Linked DNA regions of Homo sapiens: region 2 is linked to region 1. Evidence: read pairs that join two places in POLR2A ChIA-PET (ENCODE). Cell type or tissue: PC-3. All regions are shown on one strand. Links, peaks and the distances in the headings refer to the core of each region. The heading gives the core; the rest is flanking DNA.

Region 1 (12,190 bases), core at 4,731-7,230:
TTCCCACAGGAGGAATGGGTGCCAAGGCCAAGAGCGGCTCCCTCACTAGCAGGAAACATCACCCCCCAACAGAAACATCAGCTCTTTGGGGGTTTTGGCTGGCATGGCCTTGGTGGGGGGGTTGGGGGGGAGTGGGCTGCACAGCCCGTTTCTAAACCAGCCCTGTATTTTGTGTCTAACTCAGCACAGCACGATGTGCAATCTCATAAACAGGAACTAGAAAGAAACAAGTCCCCTTTCATGCCAGCAGCCCCAGGGCTGAGCAGCGATTGTGGCTTTGCCTTCTCCTTCACCTCCTTCGGAGCCTTCTGCCTTTTCATTTTTTTTTTTCCTTTGAGACGGAGTTTTGCTCTTGTTGCCCAGGCTGGAGTGCAGTGGCGCGATCTAGGCTCACCCCAACAACCTCCACCTCCCGGGTTCAAGTGATTCTCCTGCCTCAGCCTCCCGAGTAGCTGGGATTACAGGCATGTGCCACCATGCCCAGCTAATTTTGTATTTTTAGTAGAGACGGGGTTTCTCCATGTTGGTCAGGCTGGTCTTGAACTCCCAACCTCAGGTGATCTGCTTGCGTCGGCCTCCCAAAGTGCTGGGATTATAGGCGTGAGCCACCATGCCCGGCCTGACTTCTGCTTTTTCTAGCCTGGTTTCTGGGCTTTTGAGATACCAAATGGGGACAATGAGTAAAGAAAATCAGAAAACAGGACAGGAAAGGACAGAAAAGGTGAGTGGGCTTAGACATCAGACAGCGTGGAGAGTGAGACTTGGAGCTTTGAAACAGCTGTGCAGATTTAAGCAAATTGGAGAGAAGAGAACCAGAGAGAAAGAGAGAGCGAGCGAGAGAGAGAGAGGAGAGATTTTTGAAGAGTTGCTGAGGCTTATTACTCGGAGACTCCTTAATGTTATTCAAGAAGTGCCAGCAAAGATTGAATTTATATTTTAGCTACTTTAGTTTGCAAGATGGCGATGGCATTTCTTTGAATTTGACACCATAGAGATTCTTTGCATGTATTCCTGGCTTATAACTGGATTATCCAAAATACTAAAACAGCAGGCCGGGCGTGGTGGTTCATTCCTACAATCCCAGCACTTTGGGAGGCCGAGGCAGGTGGATCACCTGAGGTCAGGAGTTTGAGACCAGCCTGGCCAATATAGTGAAACCCCATCTCTACTAAAAATACAAAAATTAGCCCAGCATGGTGGCTTGCGTCCTAGCTGCTCCGGAGGCTGAGGTAGGAGAATCACTTGAAACCGGGAGGCGGAGGTTGCAGTGAGCTGAGATTACGCCACTGCACTCCAGCCTGGCAACAAAGCGAGACTCTGTCTCAAACAACAACAAACAACAACAACAACAACAACAAGAACAGGTCTGGTCTTTTCTGAGCACCTGTAATGGGCCAGATGCTGGGACAGGGTATGATGAGAAGAGCGAGTCACAGTCTCTGCAGTCTGCCCTGACAGGGCTCATGATTTTGTTCAGGAGACGGACACATAAACAAATCTCTGTAGCTCAGTGAGGCTAGAGGTGCATTAGAGGTCAGTACCAAGCACTACGGGAACACAGATAGGTGACAGTGGAGAAGAAGTTGTTTAAATCTGAAAGCAAGCGCATATTCTGCAATGGAAACACACAGATGTACCTGCCTGGATATAGGCAGAGTGGGGCCAGCGTGGGCCTCCCCACTCCTAAGGTGGAGCCACCTCTGCAAACCCCCAGGTGGGAGGAGAACAAGCCTCCAAAGGAAGAGAAAAGAGGCTGGGTTAGGCACATTCAGTTTCTCTCTCCTCTCTCTTTCTGGTTCTCTTCTCTCCAATTTGCTTAATTCTGCACAGCTGTTCGCAGGCTCCAACCCTTTCACTCTCCACACGCTCTGAAGTCTCACCCCACACACCTTTTCTGTCCTTTCCTGTCCTGTTCTATCCCAGGCAGGCAAGAGGGGTTAGAATAATAGCACGGTGAAGGCACAGAGGGAAGAATGACGAGCACGTTGGTAAGCAGGAGAGAGGGGGGCCGGAGATGAAGGTGGAAAGACCCTGTCCTCATGAGGTCACATCTGGACACTGAAATCTTTGATCAGTGTTTGGACTCACTTTAAAGGTGAAGGTGAGTCAGGAGAAGTTTTTTCTTTGGTTTGAGTATCTTTTTCTGGATTATCAGATTCCACTTAGAGATATGCTCGGTTAATATTTATTCTATTTTGTCTCTGTGTGTGTCTATAAAACAAAATTAGAACTACACCCCACGTAAGGTTTTGTAAACCGTTGATTTTCACTTAATTGTATGACTTTTTATATCATTAAATAGTCTTCTAAAACTATCATTTTTTTTTCTTTGAGACGGAGTCTCGCTCTGTTGCCCAGGCTGGAGTGCAGTGGCACGATCTCGCCTCACTGCAAGCTCCGCCTCCCGGGTTCACGCCATTCTCCTGCCTCAGCCTCCCCAGTGGCTGGGACTACAGGCGCCTGCCACCACGCCCGGCTAATTTTTTTGTATTTTTAGTAGAGACGGGGTTTCACCGTGTTAGCCAGGATTGTCTCGACCTCCTGACCTCGCGATCCGCCCGCCTCAGCCTCCCAAAGTGCTGGGATTACAGGCGTGAGCCACTGCGCCCGGCCCCCTTTTTTTTTCTTTAAATTTTTGAGACGGGGTCTCACTCTGTCACCTAGGCTAGAATACAGTGGAATGATCACAGCTCATTATTGCCTTGACCTCCCCAGGCTCAAGTGATCCTCCCACTTCAGCCTCCCGAGTAGCTAGGACTAAAGGAGTACACCACCACACCTGGCTAATTTTTGTATTTTTAGTAGAGACGGGGGTTCACCATGTTGTCCAGGCTGATCTCGAACTCCTGGGCTCAACTGATTCTCCCGCCTTGGCCTCCCAAAGTGCGGGGAGCCACCACACCCAGCTATAAAATAATATAACCAACAGGATTTCTGGCTGAGTGCAGTGGCTGACGCCTGTAATCCCAGCACTCTGGGAGCTGAAGCAGGTGGATCATGAGGTCAAGAGATCAAGACCATCCTGGCCAACATGGTGAAACCCTGTCTTTACTAAAAATACAAAAAATTAGCTGCGTGTGGTGGCGTGTGCCTGCAGTCCCAGCTACTTGGGAGGCTGAGGCAGGAGAATCACTTGAACCCAGGAGGCGGAGGTTGCAGTAGTGCAATCTCAGCTCAGAACCTCCACCTCCTGGGTTCAAGCGATTCTCCTGCCTCAGCCTCCTGAGTAGTGGGGCTACAGGCATGCACAACCATGTCCAGCTAATTTTTGTATATTTTTGTATTTTTGGTAGACACGGGGTTTCACCATGTTGGCCAGGATGGTCTCGAACTCCTGACCTCAAGTGATCTGCCCACTTTGGCCTCCCAAAGTGCTGGGATTACAAGCATGAACCACTGTGCCCAGCCTCAGTTTTGGAACATTTTTATCACCCTGGAAAGTTTTCTTGTGCTTGAGTACAGTTAATCCCCACTCCATGCCCCAGACAGGTCTGCTGTCTGTCTCTGCATATTTGCCTTTTCTGAGCATTTCACAGACATGGAATCATACAGTATGTAGTCTTCCTCGTCTGGGCTTCTTAACACCACGTTTTTGAGGTCCATCCATGTTGTGACATGCACTAGTAGTTTGCTCTTTTTTATTGCTGCAGAGTATTCCACTGAATGGATATGCCACATTTTGTTTTATCCATTCATCAGCTAAAGACTGTTTGGGCTGTTTCCAGTTTCTGGCTATTATGAATTGTGCTGCTGGGAGCATTAGCCTGGGTGTCACGGGTGAGCTTACGTTTTCTTTTCTCTTGGGCAGATTACTAGGAGGGCAGGGTGAGGTTATTCCTACCTTGAATTTCTGAAAGCATCTTCCAAAACTGGCTCTCCTTCCAGTTCAACCCCTATACTGCGTCCAGTGTCAGCTCCCTAAAATGCACACCCGGGCCAGGCGCGGTGGCTCACGCCTGTAATCCCAGCACTTTGGGTGGATCGCAAGGTCATGAGATCGAGACCATCCTGGCTAACACTGTGAAATTGCGTCTCTACTAAAAATACAAAAAAATTAGCCAGGCGTGATGGCGGGCGCCTGTAGTCCCAGCTACCGGGAGGCTGAGGCAGGAGAACGGCGTGAACCCGGGAGGCGGAGCTTGCAGTAAGCAGAGATCGCGCCACTGCACTCTAGCCTGGGCGACAGAGAGAGACTCCGTCTCCAAAAAAAAAAAACAAACAAACAAAAAAAAACAACAACAAAAACGCACACCTGGTTATGTCTCTTCCCAGATTAAAGCCTTTCAGGAGCTCAGAACAAAGTCCAGATTCCCGACCCTGCAAAATATACTGGTTTTCCCAGTGCAGCTCAGCCCCTCTCCAGCCCCTCCGCAGCTCCTCTTCTGCCCCATCTCTCATCTTGGGTATCAGGCTTACCCAGGTGTGCCATTGTATCCCCAATGGGTGAGTCCATATGTTGGAATCCACTTAGAAAGCACTTTGTAGGCATCGTTGGATGAATGAGTGGAAATTGCAGATTTGTGATCACAGCTTTTAAAATGCTTGTACATACTGCTTCTTGGCCCTTTGGCAAAGGTTAAGTGTGAAATGCTTGTGCATAGCCATCAGACCCTGGGATGGCTGCCAAAAAAGGTCAGAAACTAATATGGACTAGGAATTGGGAGACCTGGGTTATTTTCTAGCACCCACTGTAAAGGTTTAGTGAGCCCTTCTCAAATGTTCATAGCCAAATTCATGAAACATTTCATACTGTTAGACCTCTATGCCTTTATGTATGCAGTTTTCTCTCTCTGGAACATATTTTCCTTACCTAGAACAGATTCCCCATCTGCTTAGAGAACTCATATTCATCCTTCAAAACCCTGGTCAGCCATCACCTCTACTGTAATACCTTCTCTTGATCCTTTCCACCCAAGTAGAATTATTATTCCCTTCCTCCTCTGTACTGCTGTATTTTGTACACACTTTTATTATTGTATATTTTGAAAAATTATTTGCTTCTACGTCTGCATACCACACTACACGTCAAGTTTTCTAGGGAACTACTTCCCATTTGCCTTTGTATCACAAGGCACTGGAGCTTTGGGATACAGATATAGGAGCTCAATAGTTTTGTTTTGCTTTTGTTTTTGAGGTGGAGTCTCACTCTGTAGCCCAGGCTGGAGTGCAGTGGCACGATCTCGGCTCACTGCAACCTCCACCTCCCGGGTTCAGGTGATTCTCCTGCCTCAGCCTCCTGAGTAGCTGGGACTACAGGAGTGCACCATCATGCCCAGCTAATTTTTGTATTTTTAGTAGAGACAGGGTTTCACCATATTGGCCAGGCTGGTCTTGAACTCCTGACCTCGTGATCCACCTGCCTCGGCCTCCCAAAGTGCTGGGATTACAGGCGTGAGCCACTGCACCTGGACTAATTGTTTGTTTTTTATCTGAACATTTTCAAGCCTTAAGTTCTCCTTTCATCAAAGGGAGATGACAATACATTCCTTAGCTACTCTAAAAGTTTTTTTTAATGAAAATAAAATGACTAATAAATAAAAATTCCTTGACAAAAGGCATGAGAGACTCTACGAAGGTCAAGTCTAGTCTAGTAAACTCTTGCTTGGCCAGGGTACCTGGCTACTCGGCTGGACATAAGTTGACCTTATTTGGTTCAGGAAGTGCTTGAGGCTCTCCTAAGCCTTCGTCATTGTCACTGTGAGGATGGGTGGAATGAGGGGTCAGTTAAGGATGGTGATTAAGAGCTGATGACTGTGTCTAAAAATGTGACCCCATCCTTCCCCAGCCCTTCCTCTGCTTTATCTTCGTTGCCTTTATTGCTCTGTGACATCATCCAACAAATGTATTTGCCTTGTGACTGTCATTTCATGGCAAAGGCTGCTGGTTGCCCAACCAAATCCATTCTCCCTTTTTCCCTGGCTCTTGATTAAACCCCATTCCTTAACCCTTTTTGAAGCAGGATGGGTCCACAGGCCTAGGTTCTCACTTACAGAAAGGAAACAGAAACAAATGCTGCCCCTCCCAGGCCCGGGCTTGAGCATGGTAGGCGTGGCCTCTCCGAATTCCCTTCCACCTTCCCGTGGCTACACAAGGATGTGGCAGCAGCCCAGCCTCACCTAAGCAGGTGAAGACAGTGTCCTAGGTGCTTAGAAGAGCAATGATGTGCAAGGGACCAGGGTTTTCCACATGACCATGTGGCTAGGGCAAGATTGTCCATCAGTCTGGGACATATGCCTTGAATTACTACTCAAGAAAGAAATTCAGGCCGGATGCTGGGGCTCACGCCTGTTATCACAGCACTTTAGGAGGCCAAGGCGGGCAGATCACTTGAGGTCAGGAGCTCGAGACCAGCTTGACCAACATGGCGGAAGCCTGTCTCTACAGAAAATACAAAAAGTAGCCAGGCGTCGTGGTGCTCACCTGTAATTCCGGCTACTCGGGAGACTGAGGCAAGAGAATCACTTGAGCCTGGAAGGCGGAGGTTGCAGTGAGCTGAGATGGTGTCATTGCATTCCAGCCTGGGCCACGGAGTGAGACTTTGTCTCAAAAAAAAAGAAAGAAAAGAAAAAAGAAATTCACTTCTTTGTTCTTTAATAAATTTTGGAGTCTATTTGTTCCCACCCAACCTTACCCTAACTTACACATACTAATGCTTTGTGACAACTGAGACTTGGTCTTTTTCCTTCACTGCAGTGTTCCTAGTGCCTAGAATAATATCTGGCTCATAGTAGGTGCTTAAACTAATACTGGCCCATAAATGAATGGAGTCAGAATGCCTGTGTTTGAATCACTGACAAGCCATGTGGCCTCAACCTTGTGGATCTCAGCTTCCTCACCAGTAAAATGGTAATAATTGGACCTACCTTTTGGATTATTGAGGAGATTAAGATAATATATTCACAGCTCATAGAGAAATGCCTGACATATATGTGCTCAGTATTAGAGATTATTATTACCACTATTATTATTATTATTTTGAGACGGAGTCTTGCTCTGTCACCCCGGCTGGAGTGAAGTGGCGCGATGTTGGCTCACCGCAACCTCTGCCTCCTGGGTTCGAGAGATTCTCCTGCCTCAGCCTCCCAAGTAGTTGGGACCACAGGCACATGCCACCACGCCCAGCTAATTGTTTTTTTTTTTTGGTATTTTTAGTAGAGACAGGGTTTCACTGTGTTAGCGAGGATGGTCTTGATCTCCTGACCTCATGATCCACCCGCCTCAGCCTCCCAAAGTGCTGAGATTACAGGTGTGAGCCCCTGTGCCGGGCAGCACTATTATTATGATTGCATCCATGTCATGTTTTCTCCAGCCTTTGGGGTCTTCAGTAATATTAATACTTAACAATGATTTTATGCTAATTTAGAATAACTTACAGGGTAGAAGAAGCCACGGCTGCCTGGATGGCAAATGTGTCTCTACTTCTGCCATTGGCTGGCATAGGTGGAGTGGCTTTACCTGTTACCTGTTTCAAGAACTCAATGAGATAGCTTTGGGAGCATATGCAAATGTATGCAAATTGCACACAAATTTATAGAAAACAGCCTTGTGTGTGCCTCCGCATGTACTAGAAAGAATTCTGGTGGCTTTATACAATTCTACCTTTGGGTTATGCCATTTTGTATTCCGCTGTTTCAGAAAGACTTACCTGGAAGGAGGGAGGTGCGTGCACATGAGTGTGTGCTCACGTCTGCAGGATGGGCCGGGGGAGGGCAGAGGAGGCCAGTCATGACAGCGGAAATACTGCTCAGCAGCCAGTCATGACAGCAGAAATACTGCTCAGCAGCCAGTCATGACAGCGGAAATACTGCTCAGCAGCCAGTCATGACAGCGGAAATACTGCTCAGCAGCCAGTCATGACAGCGGAAATACTGCTCAGCAGCCAGTCATGACAGCGGAAATACTGCTCAGCAATCAGATATGTTTGCTGAGCAGTGTTTCAGCTGTTAAATTTTTATTTTATTGATCCAAAATAAAATGTAAAACTCCAGGCTCTGAGGCCCTACCTCTAATCAGTCAGTCCATGCGATCAACAGCCACTAATGACCTCCCATCATTAGATAACCCTGCGCTGTAGATTTCCACAAGGGCTGCAAAAGGAGCTCAGGAAACTTGTCTTTGGGTTTGAAATGTCAAGTATCCTTAGGGCTACTCAGCTGTGAAAGGGTGAGTAATCAGCCACCCACCAGAGGTTTTTGTAAAATGGGCACAAAGACGTGGGCCCCCGACACAGCTGCTGTGAGGCTCACTTGAGAGCATGGGAGTAAGGGGTCTTTGCAGTGTTGCATATGGGTGTGAGAGCGCACAGGTCACTATCATTATTATCAGGAGAGGAGATCATGAGGAAGGAGGGGAAGTCCTGAGGCCGCCTTCTGCAGTATTTGCGGGGTTAAACAGATAGTACAGCAGCAGCATCATAGAGACCCACACCTTTAGAGCCTTCCAAAGCAATCCTGACCTCAAATGCTTGGTCTGCCAATCATTCCACACGGCAGAAGCATTTGCTTGTCACGCATGCGCTCATTCGTTCATTTGGCAAAGATACCTTGGGCACCTGCCCTGTGTGGGGTCCTATGCTGGGTTCCAGGATATAAACACGGAGAAGACACGGTCTTTGCTCAGGAGGACCTGTTCTTTCTCACACTAGAGCCAAGTAATAATCCAGGAAAGGAGAGAAACATGTTATCAATAAATACCACACTGCATGCAAGGGACAGTAACACAACGGAGGAAAGATACCAGGGAGAAAATAATTTGGCTGTACGTGGGGAGGCCGAAGGCTTACGGAGGAACGCATGTCATTTTTGAGAGTGAGCAGGGGCCTGCCAAGTGGACTGGCAGGGAAGCCTGTGCGCTGGGGTAGAGAAGCGTGAAGCCACATGGCCGTATGCTCCGAGAGCTGATTTGGAAAATACGGTCCGCTGTGTCAAGATGTGGCTTTCTCCAATCATCCTGGCCCAGACATCCCTGACTCCTCCAAATGCCTGCGACATTTATTAACCCACAGTACTTGTTTGGCAGTTACTGTACAGGACAAGTCCTTGCTGCGGGTGGCCTGTCTCTTCAAGGAGGTTGTGAGTCACCTGAGAACTGAGGCTGTCTACTCTGTCTTGGTCTCCCCGGGACCCAGTTCAATGCCTTCCTTTAGAATATTAAGCAGGCAAGAAAAGTTTTTTGCTGGAGGTGTCCAAATGGATGAGAATGTTCCCACCTTCAGATGCTACTATGTATTGAGAATCCCACAGGTGCTGTGCCGAATGCTAATTTGTATATTATCTCATTGAATCTTCACAGTAACCCTATGAGGTAGATACGGCGGGTCTCCATTTTACAGATGAAACAACCGAAGCTTATGGCGATGACTTCACTTGCAGAACAGCAGCTTAGAAGGGATGGAGCCGGGATCTGAATATGGGCTAACTGGCTCAAGGGCCAAGGGTTTTAGCTCTGACTCTACCCAAATGTACAGCTTCTATTTTGGTATACTTAATAACACTATATGAATTCGAGTTTTAGAGACCAACACATAAGTCCCAACTCTAATGAAACAGTGGTTATTTCTTCTTGTGGCTGTCTCTTGAGCCCTGAGCTCCTTGAGCATGAGGCTACACCCGCGCCCTCTTTATGCTCCATACCTAGCACAGCACTTAGTCTCCTGGAATGGAGAATAAAGGGGACCAGGGAATTGTTCAGGGTAATTCTAGAAGGACTTCTTGGAGGAGGCCAAATTTCATTAAGCAAACTGGGAACATGGTGGGAGGCAAGCCAGGAAGAGGGTATGAATAAAGGCGCAAAGGTGGACATGATGACATCATTTATGGGGTGCCACATGCTTTTGATGAAGAGGAACTAGATATGTGTTTGGGGGAGCCCCAAACTCCCAGGCTACTTCAGGGGTACAGTTGGAGTGCTTTGTGCTCTCCATGTAAATCTCATTCCTTCCTGGGAAATAGAGCCAAGGCTGTCTTTGGAGGGATGAAGTTCCTTGCTCTACCAGAAACGATGAATGAGTTTCTCCAGGTGAGATACTGCTGAGAAACTGGTAGCCTAGTTGACAGGCATCATTTACAGGTGACAATTAGTTAATCAATTCTTGAGTGTTCTGGGGCTGATTCTAGGAACTGGAATAAAGTATCGAGCCTGACTTGGCACAGTGGCTCACGTCTGTAATCTCAGTACTTTGGGAGACTGAGGCAGGAGGATAACTTGAGCCCAGGAGTTTGAGACCAGCCTGGGCAACATAGTGAGACCCCCAATCACTGCAAAAAGTAAAAAAAAAAAAAAAAAAAAAAAAAAAAAATTAGCCAGGTGTGGTAGCATGTGCCTGTAGTGCCAGCTACTTGGGAGGCTGAGGTGGGAGGAGCTCTTGAGCCTGGGAGGTTGGGACTGCAGTGAGCCATGATTGCCCCACTGGACTTCAGCCTGCGTGACAGAGTAAGAACCTATCTCTAAATAAATAAATAAGAAAGAATGAATGAATAAAAAGATTGGCCCTTATAGAGGTTCCATTTTAGTGGTGGAAAGTAGCGTGAATAAGTAAACAAACCAGCAAGCTGAGAAATGCCAGGGGGTAATAATAAACAAGTTGAAGCCAGGAAAAGAAGGGAAGCAACTTAGGAAGACAAGGGAGATTGACTGGAGAAAGATATGAGGTCAGTGAATGCCAGTTTGGGGAGGTGACATATGGGCTGAGAAAGCCCAAATGACCAAATGGCACCAACCATGCCAGGAGCTGGGAAGGAAGTACTTCCAGTGGAGGGCACAGCAAAGGGCAAAGCTCTGGTGGTGGAAACAAACATGAGGAATTGCATGTATGAAAAGACTAGAGTGTGGTGAACCAAGAGAAGAGGGGTCCCAAATTAGGGGGGTGGGGGAAGGAACACGGAGCCAGGCCATGCAGGATCTGGTGGGCTCTTGTTCCAAGTTCCTTAGTGTATCAGTTAGCTATTGCTGTGTAACAAATTACCCCCTTTTAGCAGTTTTAAACAAAACACATTTCAAAGCTCACAGTTTCTGCAGGTCAGGAGTCTGGGAAGGCTTTCTCTGGGTCTTCTGCTTCAGGGAGTGTCACAGGTTGCAGTCAAGGTGTTGGCTGGGCTGTAGTCTCTCTGGGTTCAACTGGGGAAGGCCCCACTTCAAGCTCCCGTGGTTGTTGGCAGGATTCAGCTCCTCAGGGGGCTATTGATCTGAGCACCCCCAACCCTGTTCCTCACCATGAGGGTCTCTCCAACAGAATAGCTTTCCTCATCAAATTGTGCAGGAGACAAATCGTTCAGGGAGATGACACAGTCTACCCACAAGACAGAACCTGAACACAGAATTGACCTTCATTGCCTCTGCCATATTCTATTTGTTAGAAGCAAGTCAGGGTCCCACCTCCACTCAAGGAATACCTGGAGGTGGGGATCATTGGGGGTCATCTTAGAAGGCTGCCTGCCACTCACAGGAAGTCACTGGAGGTGTCTAAGCAGGGAGGTGACTTGATCTGACGTGTATTTTCAAAGGGTCACTTTGGCTTCCTTAAGTATTGTGTGGGTGGGGGATGGGCAAGAGTGGGAGCCAGCTGGCCAGCCAGCGGCTGCTGTAAAAGACGATGCTGGTTTGGGTTCAGGAGGTAGTGGTGGAGATGCAGAGTAGAGGCAAGGGGGGCTTGCCAGTGGATCCAGAGAGGGTCACACAACGAGGAACTGGGGATGACTCCCAGGTTTCCCAGGGCTTGCAACTTGTACCTATGGGAGGATGGCGCTTTGGATTCTCGTTTTTCTCCTCCTGAGACAGACAGGGTGAAACTCTCTCCACCCTCCTCCAACCCTACCCAAGGTCGCACACTTGCTGGATGGCTGGCCAGCATTAGGAGCCCCGGCTGTGAGCAGAGAGCAGATGTCTCCTTGTACCAGGCTGAGAGACTGACCCTGTGTCCTCAGTCTCATTAGCCTGCCCACGCTCAGACCAACCAAGCTAGCGGGCCAGAGGGAGGGAAGCCGCGCCCCCATAACTGTGATCACAAAGTCAACCAGAGCTGGAGAGGGCTCAGGGGTATGTGTGTCTGTGTCTGTCTCAGATGGGCTACACGTGGAGAAGGGAGTGGTTCAGGGCAGGGAGAGTTACTACAGCTGACCCTAGAATGTTAGGGCATCACTAGTCAGTATATTCCAGAGAAACAAACACGTCAGCTCTTTATCTGAGGAATATC
Region 2 (12,190 bases), core at 3,981-6,480, 150 kb before region 1:
TAATCTCAGCACTTTGGGAGGCCAAGGCAGGCAGATCACGAGGTCAGGAGATCAAGACTATCCTGGCCAACATGGTGAAAACCCGTCTCTACTAAAATACAAAAAATTAGCCGGGCGTGGTGGCAGGCGCCTATAATCCCAGCTACTCAAGAGGCTGAGGCAGGGGAATCACTTGAACCCAGAAGGTGGAGATTGCAGTGAGCCGAGATTGCACCACTGCACTCCAGCCTGGCAACGAAGTGAGACTCCATCTCAAAAAAAAAAAAATCAAAATCAAATTGCCAATTTTTGTTCCCAATACCATGACTCTCTTTTCCATTTAGAGATCAGGCAGGAAAATTCCATGCAACACTGGCAATTTATGAATGATACTGAAAGTCAGACTAGAAAGTGGAGTTTTGTTTTTCCGAGGATCAAGTTATTTCCAAGAGCTCTGAGGTACTGATGCTGGAAGAGACTGAGATGAGAGGTTAAGCCATCTGTAATTCAAACAAACCCATGGAAAGTATGCAGGAAAATGAAACTGACGCCAACCTTGGCAGAGAAAATGATTTCCGAAGAAACTGTTTTTCCAATTAGAAGAAAATGAGTTTGGTGGCAATAAAGTTGGGAAGAAAGCAGTCAAGTAATATGGCTATGGGGTAGAGAGGAGCCACCCTGTGGGAAGGTATGGTGTCACATGACAGCAGAATGAACTAGAGATGGAGAAGTTGGTTATCAAAGCTAAATTCTGTGCCTAACCTCAGTAAGATCTAGAAAGCAAGCTGTACCTGCCATCAGCTTTTTACTATGGAACCAGGGTCTGTATGAACTTACAGATTAATGTTTTAACTTTAAATCACAGATCCAGTTAGAAACACCAAAAAAAGATACAATGTGAAGACACTTTAGCTCTGGCCCCTTGATTCTATTTTCTTGTCTGCATTAGAAGTTAAATTCCAAATAAACACTGCAGGAAACCTGAGAAAGAAGCTAGGATCTTCAGTTATATGAGATCTGCTTGCTGTCCATGGGAACCCCAAAACTCATCAATGAAGCTTTGTTACCACCAGAGTCAGATGACCTCCACCATCATGAGTTCCATGTTAGCTGCTAGGGATATAAAGATGAATAGAATGAATAACCCTGCTTCTTTAAGTAGAGAAACACCAACAGAAAGAAGTTTGAAATTAGATGGAGCAGACTCTGCTGTTTGTCTGCCCAGGTTGTCTTCACCTTTTTTGCTTACATAACAGAAGCCATATTTTGTTCAGTTGTCCTCCCCAAGAGGATATCGTCTTGGAGGTGGAGCTGGAATAGGCTAATCTAATCATGATAATCCCACTCCTTTTTCTATAATAGGTGGGAAAATCAGAATGCAGCCAATCAGTGTGTGCCTCATATGGCTTTGCTGTGTCCCCACCCAAATCTCATCTTGAATTGTAGCTCCCATAATTCCCACGTGTTGTGGGAGGGACCTGGTGGGATGTAATTGAATCATGGGGTGGGTCTTTCCTGTGCTGTTCTCATGATAGTGAATAAGGTTCAAGAGATCTGATGGTTTTATAAAGGGCAGTTCCCCTACACATGCTCTCTCTTGCCTGCCACCATGTAAGACGTGACTTTGCTCCTCCTTTGCCTTCCACCATGATTGTGAGGCCTCCCCAGTCATTTGGAACTATGAGTCCATTAAACCTTTTCCTTTATAAATTAGCCAGTCTCAGGTAAGTCTTTATTAGCAGCATGAGAACGGACTAATACAGTGCCATTCTCCTGGAAGCTGTTATTGTACTGGGATTGGACATATGATTATTTCTGGAGACAATTCAAGTGAAGGGAAGAGCTAAAATCCCACAATTGATAGTCTGTTTTTCTCTTTTCCTCTTTCCTGTTAGACATGAACAAAAAAGAATGTCACCCCAATTTTACCTGCAGTCACTTGTGACGTTACATGAAACAGCTTGAGCATAACACTTACACAGAAAAGAGAGAAGGGCCGAGAGAATCACAAAAGATCCCAGCCCAGAACATCCAATCCCAGGAACCTGCCCTACCTCAGATCAGTGCTGTCCAATCAAAATAGAATGTGAGCCATATACATAATCTTAAATTTTCTAGTGGCAATTACTGAAAGAGTAAAAAGAAACAGATGTCATTGTAATCCATGCTGTCTGCATGAAATATTCAAATATCAAATACTGATGTAACAACCTCAGAAAAGAAGAACAAAGGTAGAGGATTCTTACTTGGTTACTTGGTTTCAAAAGTTACTACAAAGCTACAGCAATCAAGAGTGCAGTACTGGAAACAACCTAAGTGTCGTTTAATGGATGACTGGATGATGATTTGTGGCATATATAGGCAACAGAATATTATTCAGCCATAAAAAGGAGATCCTGCCATTTTCAAGAACATGGATGAAACTGGAAGACATTATGTTAAGTGAAATAAGCCAGATACAGAAAGAAAAATATTGTATCATCTCTCACATATGTGGAATCTTTTTAAAAAAAGTCAAATACATAGAAACAGAGAGTAACACAGTGGTTACCAGAGGCAGGATTTGAGGGAAAGAATGAGGAGACACAAGTCAAAGGGCACACAGTTGCAGTTATGAATATAAGTCTAGGGATCTAATGCACACCATGAGTACTACAGTTAATAATTTTGTATTATATATACTGAGAATTTGCTAAGAGAGACAATTTTAGGTGCTCTTACCATAAAAAAGAAAGTTAACTATGTGAGATGATGGATATGTTAATTGGCTTGATTGTAGTAATCTTTTCTTGACTATAGTAATCATTTTACTCTGTATATGTATATCAAAACATCATACTGTACACCTTAAATATATACAATTTGAAAATAAAAGCTTGGCACAGTGGTGCACACTTGTAGTCTCAACCACTTAGGAGGCTGAGGTGGGAGAGTTGCTTGAATCCAGGAGTTTGATTCCAGCCTGGGCAATATAGTAAGATCCAATCTCAAAAAAAAAGTGTGATGGTGGCATAGGAACAGACATGCATCAGTGGAATAGAATCCAGAGACTGGAAATAAACCCATACAGTTATGGTCAATTGATTTTTGACATTGCCAAGAAAATTCAATGGGGAAAGAATAATCTTTTCAACAAATGGTGCTGGAACAACTGCATAGCCACATGCAAAAAGTGAGGTTGGACCCCCAACTGATATGGTTTGGATGCTTGTCCCCTCCAAATCTCATGTTGAAATGTAATCCCCAGTGTCGGAGGTAGAGCTGGTGGGAGGTGTTGGATCTTGGGGGTGGATCCCTCATGAATGGCTTGGTGCCATCCTCATGGTAATGAGTGAGTTCTTGCTCTGAGTTCACAGGAGATCTGGCTGTTTAAGAGTATGGTACTATCCTCCAACAAACTCCTTCTCTTACCCTGTGACACACCTGCTCCCTCTTCACCTTCCACCATGAGTGGAAGCTTTCTGAGCTCCTCACCAGAAGCAGATGCTGGTGCCATGTTTCCTATACAGCCTGCAGAACCATGAGCCAAATAAACCTCTTTTCTTGATAAATTACCCAGCCTCAGGTATTCCTTTATAGTAATGCAAAATGGAACAACACACCTACTTCTCACACTGTACATAAAATTTAACTCAATTGGGACCAGCCTGACAAACACAGAGAAACCTCGTCTCTACTAAAAATACAAAATTAGCCGGGCATGGCGGCGCATGCCTGTAATCCCAGCTGCTCGGGAGGCTGAGGCAGGAGAATTGCTTGAACCCAGGAGGCAGAGGCTGCAGTGAGCCAAGATCACGCCATTGTACTCCACACTCCAGCCTGGGCAACAAAAGCAAAACTTCATCTCAAAAAAAAAAAAAAAAAAAATTAACTCAAAATACTTAAATGTAAGAGATAAAACCATAGAACTTGTAGAAGAAAACAGAGGAGTAAATCTCTATAGCATTTGGTAGGCAATGGTGTCTTAGATGTGATAACAAAAGCAAAAACAACTAAAGAAAAAAACAAATAACTCGAACTTCATCAAAATTAAAAACTCTTGGCTGGGAGCAGTGGCTCATGCCTGTAATCCCAGCAGTTTTGAAGGCTGAGGCAGGTGGATTGCTTGAGCTCAGGAGTTCAAGCCTGGGCAACATGGCGAAACCCAATCTTCACAAAAAATACAAAAATTAGCCAGGCATGGTGGTGGGTGCCTGTAGTCCCAGCTACTCGGGAGGCTGAGATGGGAGGATCACTTGAGCCTGGGAGGCAGAAGTTGAAGTGGGCCAAGATTGCACCACTGCACTTCAGCCTGGGCAACAGAGCAAGACCCTAGTCCAAAAAAAAAATTAAAACTCCTGTGCATCAAAGGACATTATTAAGAAAGTACAAAGCAACCCAGACAATGGGAGAAAATATTTATAAATCATATATCTGATAAGGGTCCGATCTCCAGAATATATAAAGAACTGTTACAAATCAACAATAAAAAGAATAATAGCCCCATTTTTAAAGGGGCCAAGGATTTGTATAGACATTTCTCCAAAGAAGATATACAAATGACTAATAAACCCATGAAAAGATGTTCAATTTCATTTGTCTTTAGGGATATGCAAATCAAAACCACTATAAGATACTACTTCACACCACTGACATGGCTATCACCAAAAAGGCAGACAATAGCAAATGTTGACAACGATGTGGGAAATTGGAACCTTCATTCATTGCTGATGGGAATGTAAAATAATGCAGCTGCTTTGGAAAATAGTCTGGCAGGTCCTCAAAAAGTTAAACATAAGAGTTCCTGTGTGACCCAGCAATTCTACTTCTAGATAAATATCCAAGAAAATCGAAAACATATGTTCACACAAAAATTTGCACACAGAGATTCAATACAGCATCATTTCTAATAGCCCAAAAATGCAAATTATTTAGTTGTAAAACAGAATGAAGCACCAATAGTCAGTAAGAATGAACCTTGAAAACATTATACTAGTGAAAGAAGCCAGACACAAAAGCCACATATTGTATGATTGCACGTATACAAATTAGCCAAAATACCAAATCAAATCCACAGAGACAGAAAATAGATGTGTGGTTGCCAGGGCTGAGGACAGAAAGAAATGACTGCAAATGGGGTGATGCACGTTTTCTGCAATTCTTTTGGGGTGATGAAAATTTTCTGCAATTTGGTGATTGCTGTCCAACTTCCTGCATATGCTAAGAATCACTGGATTGTGTAGTTTAATGGAGTGATTTTATGGTATGCCAACTCTACCTTCATTTTTAAAATTGCAAAGATAATCAAATCTCTATCACTGAATTACATCCTTTGAGCATGTGGTGCAATAAACTAAGCTGTAAGTACACTTTGAATACATAGGCTGAGAAGGAAAGTACCACAGATGACTGAAGGGAAAACTAAGTGAACACCTTTTTTTTTTTTTTGGATGCAGGGGTAATTTTTCTGATTTGTGTCAAAATGGCAAACCAGTGCAGGTTGCAGTTTCCTTGCCCCCAAAATCAACCTTGGAGAAATGATTTTTATTTTATATTTTATTTTATTTTATTTTATTTTATTTTATTTTGTGAGATGGAGTTTCACTCTTGTTGCCCAGGCTGGAGTGCAATGGCATGATCTGAGCTCACCACAACCTCCTCCTCCCAAGTTCAAGCGATTCTCCTGCCTCAGCCTCCTGTGAGAAACGATTTCTTAAAAAACAGAGAGTATGGTTTCCACAAACAAACGAAAACAGGAACTGAAGTTAGACATCCTAACTGAAGCTGCCCAGGAGGGGCTGTGGGATGTTGGTGATTCCAGCCGGGGCAGAAGCAGCTGGCGGTGGCATGAAGAGCTCAGACTGGGGGAAAGATCTTAAGTCCTGCTCTTGCTTCTTCCCCCAAGTGACCCTGGCACCATTATTAGCTCCCTCTTGACTGCAGAAATCCCAGGTCACTGGTGTCTGAGGGCAGCACAAACCTCCACTGGGCTGAGGACTTGATGAAATAGATGTGGGCCAACTGGCTGCTTTCTGGTCATCTCAACAATACCCTCTGCCTCCAGATTCCCAGGGTTCGTGGATCTCAGTCCAGACAAACTGCCTCCTCTTCATCCTGCTTCTCACTGAGAGTGTACAATTGTAAGCATACATGCTGCTAACTCTACGGCTCCAACATTTATCAAGCAATGAGTAATGAGTTTTAAAACATAGATGAATCAAGAGGTATCATTAGAGATGTCAACAAACCTTCATAGAAACTCATAGGACAAGGAGATCAAAAATACAGATAAAAGCTGGGCATGGTGGTGCCCACCTCTAGTCCCAGCTACTCTAGAGACTGAGGCAGGAGGATCATTTGAGTCCAGGAGCTTGAGTCCAGCCTGGGCAACACAGCAAGACCCATAGTCTCTTAAAAAGAAAAACAAAAACTTCTCTTTGGGAAAAAAACACAGATAGCAAAGATCTAAAAAATATAATTAATAAATTCAAGCTATATAAATATACATATATAAACATATGTACACATGCATATGTTTATATAGAATACATATTACTTATATTAATATATGTTTGTATAATATGTATGTATACAGTTGTGAGAGGGAGAAGAAACTCTGTATATTAAAGAATAGAATATACCTTTTTTTTTTTTTTTCTGAGACAGAGTCTCACACTGTTGCCCAGGCTGAAGTGCAGTGGTGTGATCTCAGCTCACTGCAACCTCCGCCTCCTAGGCTCAAGCCATCCTCCCACCTCAGCCTTCTGAGTAGCTGGGACCACAGGCACATGCCACCAAGCCTGGCTAATTTTTTTATGAATACTTTTTTTTTTTTTGAGACGGAGTCTCGCTCTGTCGCCCAGGCCGGACTGCGGACTGCAGTGGCGCAATCTCGGCTCACTGCAAGCTCCGCTTCCCGGGTTCACGCCATTCTCCTGCCTCAGCCTCCCGAGTAGCTGGGACTACAGGCGCCCGCCACCGCGCCCGGCTAATTTTTTATATTTTTAGTAGAGACGGGGTTTCACCTTGTTAGCCAGGATGGTCTCGATCTCCTGACTTCATGATCTACCCGCCTCGGCCTCCCAAAGTGCTGGGATTACAGGCGTGAGCCACCGCGCCCGGCCTTATGAATACTTTTTGTAGAGATGGGATTTTGCTGTTACCCAGGCTGGTCTTGAACTCCCGAGCTCAAGCCATCCTCCTGCCTTGGCCTCCTGAAGTGCTGGGATTACAGGCATGAACCACTGTGCCTGGCCAGAATATATCATCTTTTTCTGCACATTTTTGAGTACATATGGAAAAAATATTAATAAAAATAGACCATAAATTAGGCCATAAAAGAAACCTCAATAAATTCCAAGGGAACAGGATCATACATAACATATTGACCAGGTTTTTCAGCTATAATGCAATAAAATTAGGATTTAATAACAAAAGATGACCACAGCAATACCATATGTCTGGAAAACTAAATAACTTTAAGAAACAACTTGGCTGGGCGCGATGGCTCATTCCTGTAATCTCAGCACTTTGGGAGGCCGAGGGGGGGTGGATCACCTGAGGTCGGGAGTTCGAGACCAGCCTGACCAACATGGAGAAACTCCGTCTCTACTAAAAATACAAAAGGAGCCGGGCATGGTGGCACATGCCTGTAATCCCAGCTACTTGGGAGGCTGAGGCAGGAGAATCGCTTGAACCCAGGAGGCGGAGGTTGCAGTGAGCCAAGATCGTGCCATTGCACTCCAGCCTGGGTGACAGAGCGAGACTCCATCTCAAAAAAGAAAAAAAAAAAAAAGAAGAAAGAAACAACTCATAGATTGTAGAGGAAACAAAAGGGAAACTAAAACATTCTCAACACTGAATGATAATAAAAATATTTCTTCCTTGCTCTGATAATACAATCAGAACGACTTCTATCAAGACTGGTGCTGTGTGTGTTGAGTTTCACAGCCAACCTGAGCCTCCTACTCAAGGGATGACACTGCATGATTTTAGCACTGAAGCTATAAGAGGTTCAGATTTTTAAGATCAAATTGTGATGCACCTGGTCTAATCATAAAGAGTTTGATTTCTTCTTCCTTACAAATCAGTAATTTTCAGGCTGGGTGCAGTGGCTCACGCCTGTAATCCCAGCACTTTGGGAGGCTAAGGCAGGCGGATCACCTGAGGTCAGGAGTTTGAGACCAGCCTGGCCAACATGATGAAACCCTGTCTCTACTAAAAATACAAAAATTAGCCGGGTGTGGTGGTGGGCACCTGTAGTCCCAGCTACCTGGGAGGCTGAGGCAGGAGAATCGCTTGAACCCAGGAGGCGGAGGTTGCAGTGAGCTGAGGTCACACCACTGCACTCTAGCCTGGGCGACAAAGCGAGACACTGTCTCACAAAAAAAAAAAAAAAAAAAAAAAGGCCGGGCGTGGTGGCTCATGCCTGTAATCCCAGCACTTTGGGAGGCTGAGGCGGGCGGATCACAAGGTCAGAAGATCGAGACCATCCTGGCTAACACAGTGAAACCCCCTCTCCACTAAAAAGTACAAAAAAAAAAAATCAGGAATTTTCTATACTCCATGAAGAAGTAACTCAATGAAGTATTATTGGAAATAATCTTAGTAACACATTCAAATGCAACACAACAAAAAGGAATGCTTACCTGACAATAGCAGCCAAAGTGGAGAGAGGAATTCATAGTTGACTACCTCCCAAATGGACACAGAATCTTCCAGCTTCAAATGGACTTGCTGGTTGGGTGAGCCTGGGAAGCAGCCTGGGAAGGAGACTTCCCTGAGAGATCGGTCTGTGATTTCTAGTCCTTGTTCTAGCTGCATCTTCAGAGCTGCCTGGGAGAGCCACCAAATGCTTGCTGCCATTCTCAATGTCACAAATTATGAATTAGGAACTTTTAAGTTAGTATATGAAGTGGACAAGTGTTGTTTTTACCTATGAGGCATTATGTCCCACTTTTTTTTTTTTTTTTCAGATGGAGTCTTGCTCGTTGCCCAGGCTGGAGCGCAGTAGCACGATCTCGGCTCACTGCAACCTCCACCTCCCGAGTTCAAGCCATTCTCCTGCCTCAACCTCCCGAGTAGCTGGGATTACAGGCGCACATCACCACACCTGGCTAATTTTTGTATTTTTAGTAGAGACAGGGTTTCACCATGTTGGCCAGGCTGGTCTCAAACTCCTGACCTCAGGTGATCCGCCCGCCTCGGCCTCCCAAAGTGAGAGGATTACAGGCGTGAGCCACCACACCCAGACAGGCCCCACTTTTTTTGACAGCAGCATCCTACATTTTTCTTGGGAAATTACCCCTCCCTGCTTCCAGGCTGTGTGGTCCATGTAGACGCCCTCCCGTGCTTGAGGGATGGCTACCTGTCCAATGAGCTCAGCATTTCTAGGGCATGGCGATGGCTTTACATCTGGGAAGACGGATCAGTGATTCATCTGCCCTGTGGGAGATTTTTGCAGGGTTGTTTTTTGTTGTTGTTGTTCTTGTTTTGAGACGGAGTTTCGCTCTTGTTGCACAGGCTGGAGGGCAATGGTGCGACCTCGGCTCACTGCAACCTCCACCTCCCAGGTTCAAGCGATTCTCCTGCCTCAGCCTCCCAAGTAGCTGGGATTACAAGGCATGTGCCACCACGCCCGGCTAATTATTTTTTGTATTTTTAGTAGAGACAGGGTTTCTCCATATTGATCGGGCTGGTCTTGAACTCCCTACCTCAGGTGATCTGCCCACCTTGGCCTCCCAAAGTACTGGGATTACAGGCATGAGCCACCACACCCGGCCACAGGGTTTTCTGTGAAAGGAACACTCTCTGTCGTTTTCAAAGCATAGGCAGTAAGGCACGTGAGTCTGGAGCAGCTTGGGGTCATCTTTGCCATCACTGGAACAGAGGCCTAGAATAAAGGCAACACAGAAAACAAAAACAAAAACAGGCAGTCAAGAGATGAAGAGGGACCGTTTCTTGATGACATCGTGCCTGAAGTTAGATGTATCCCTGAACTTTTTTATTACACAAGTCAATGAATTCCTTTTTTAAAAATTAAGCTAATTTGAGGTTTATCACTTGCAACAGAAAGCAGACTGACCAATATATCAACTAGTAAGAAATACAAGACAAAACCAACTGGATTTGGAACCAGATTTTGGTTCAACCTGTCCATCATCAACGAAAGATGTAGGCCTTCTTGATTATTAAAAAGTCAAGAAACAACAGATGCTGCCGAGGCTGTGGAGAAATAGGAATGCTTTTACACTGTTGGTGGGAGTGTAAATTAGTTCAACCATTGTGGAAGACAGTGTGGCGATTCCTCAAGGATCTACAAACAGAAATACCATTTGACCCAGCAATCCCATTACTGGGTATATACCCAAAGGATTATAAATCATTCTACTATAAAGACACATGCCCACATATCTTTATTGCAGCACTATTCACAATAGCAAAGACTTGGAACCAACCCAAATGCCCATCAATGATAGACAGGATAAAGAAAATGTGGCACATATACACCATGGAATACTACACAGTCATAAAAAAGAATGAGTTCATGTCCTCTGCAGGGACATGGATGAAGCTGGAAGCCATCATTCTCAGCAAACTTACACAGGAACAGAAAACCAAACACCACATGTTCTCACTCATAAGTGGGAGTTGAACAATGAGAACACATGGACACAGAGAGGGGAACATCACACACCAGGACCTGTCGGGTGGTGGGGGGCAAGGGGAGGGAGATCATTAGGACAAATACCTAATGCATGTGGGGCTTAAAACCTAGATGATGGGTTGATGGGTGCAGCAAACCACCATGGCACATGTATACCTATGTAACAAACCTGCATGTTCTGCACATGTATCCCAGAACTTAAAGTAAAATTTAAAAATAAATTAAAAAAATAAACTTTATGTGTTAACTAGAAAGCAAAAAACAAAAAGATGGACGCCTTCTTAAAAGAGAAGAGAGTATTATCCTGCTCACTAATATAAACAATTATTATTCTTAATTTTAAAATGCCTCTTTGTGCTTAAATATCAAAGTGCTTTTATATATCAAATAGTAAATCAAATATGAAATCAAACATATATTTATATATCAAATATTAAATATCAAAGCACTATTAAATATCAATAGTGCTTAAGTATCAAAGAACTATAATGAAGTTTAAAATATGTTGACCTAAATGCAGATAGCTGCCTGTACAGCAGAGCTCCACTAAATACCCTACAGATGCAGCTAGTCTGAGAAACACTGATTGAGGTTTTCGTATTGCCACCCTTCTGTCCATGGTGGCTCCACAACATTCCCTCCCGCTCTATATGGAAGTGTGTGTTTTGGACATCGGTATATTCAACTCCTTTTTTCACAAGTCTGGTGAAAAAAACTTTAACCAGATAGAAAAACAATGAGATCGTCACTTATATAATCATATTGGCTCTTTCACTGATTTATGGGCAAGTTTTTGGGGTGCTCTTTAGAGTTGCCTTCTTGAAATTAGCCACAATGCACACTCTCTGCCTTCCCAGAAGGGCATTATAAAGGAAACAGGCCAGGAACAGTGGCAAGTGCCTGTAATCCCAGCTATGTGGGAGGTTGAGGCAGGAGGATCACTTGAGCTTGGAAGTTTGAGACGAGCCTGGGCCACAAAGTGAGACCCCATCTCAAAACAGAAAGAAAAGAATACAGGGTCTACCGAGGAAAGGAACTGGAGCATATGTATAAAAACCTGAGCATGAGGCCGGGCACGGTGGCTCACGCCTGTAATCCCAGCACTTTGGGAGGCCGAGGCAGGCGGATCACGAGGTCAGGAGATCGAGACCATCCTGGCTAACACGGTGAAACCGTGTCTCTACTAAATATACAAAAAATTAGCCGGTGGTGGCACGCGCCTGTAGTCCCAGCTACTTGGGAGGCTGAGGCAGGATGATGGCGTGAACCCTGGAGGCAGAGCTTGCAGTGAGCCGAGATCGCGCCACTGCACTCCAGCCTGGGTGACAGAGCAAGACTCTGTCTCAAAAACACAAAACAAAACAAAAAAAACCTGAGCATGAGTCGGGCGCAGTGGCTCACTCCTATAATCCCAGCACTTTGGGAGGCTGAAGCGGGTGGATCACCAGGTCAGGAGTTAGAGACCAGCCTAACCAACATGGTGAAACCCTGTCTCTACTAAAAATACAAAAATTAGCCAGGTGTGGTGGTGTGTGCCTGTAGTCCCAGCTACTTGGGAGGCTGAGG

What was found. ChIA-PET counts read pairs that join two places held together with the same protein. Peaks named below come from ENCODE experiments on the same cell type or tissue, not always from the same donor. Only the 100,000 strongest peaks of a DNase experiment are listed, where the experiment ranks them.
Region 2: POLR2A ChIA-PET joins it to region 1 with 5 read pairs; 3 of 35 experiments call an interaction of 5 or more read pairs at or near these places.

Annotation. Positions count from the first base shown.
Region 1 is chr1:13,517,834-13,530,023 of GRCh38, reverse strand. No RefSeq gene overlaps it. Among named protein-coding and RNA genes, the nearest start is that of LRRC38, 9.9 kb to the right of the region's middle. RefSeq lists an enhancer at 7,296-8,495. In PC-3, for the core only: no CTCF peak of the experiment used is centred there; a DNase peak (open chromatin) is centred at 5,773; H3K27ac peaks cover 1,000 bases.
Region 2 is chr1:13,668,133-13,680,322 of GRCh38, reverse strand. It overlaps LOC105378612 (a long non-coding RNA gene), which reads right to left and starts at 10,129. Exons shown (of 3, transcript XR_946968.2): 1 at 9,672-10,129; 2 at 8,607-8,793; 3 at 5,605-6,082. In PC-3, for the core only: no CTCF peak of the experiment used is centred there; no DNase peak of the experiment used is centred there.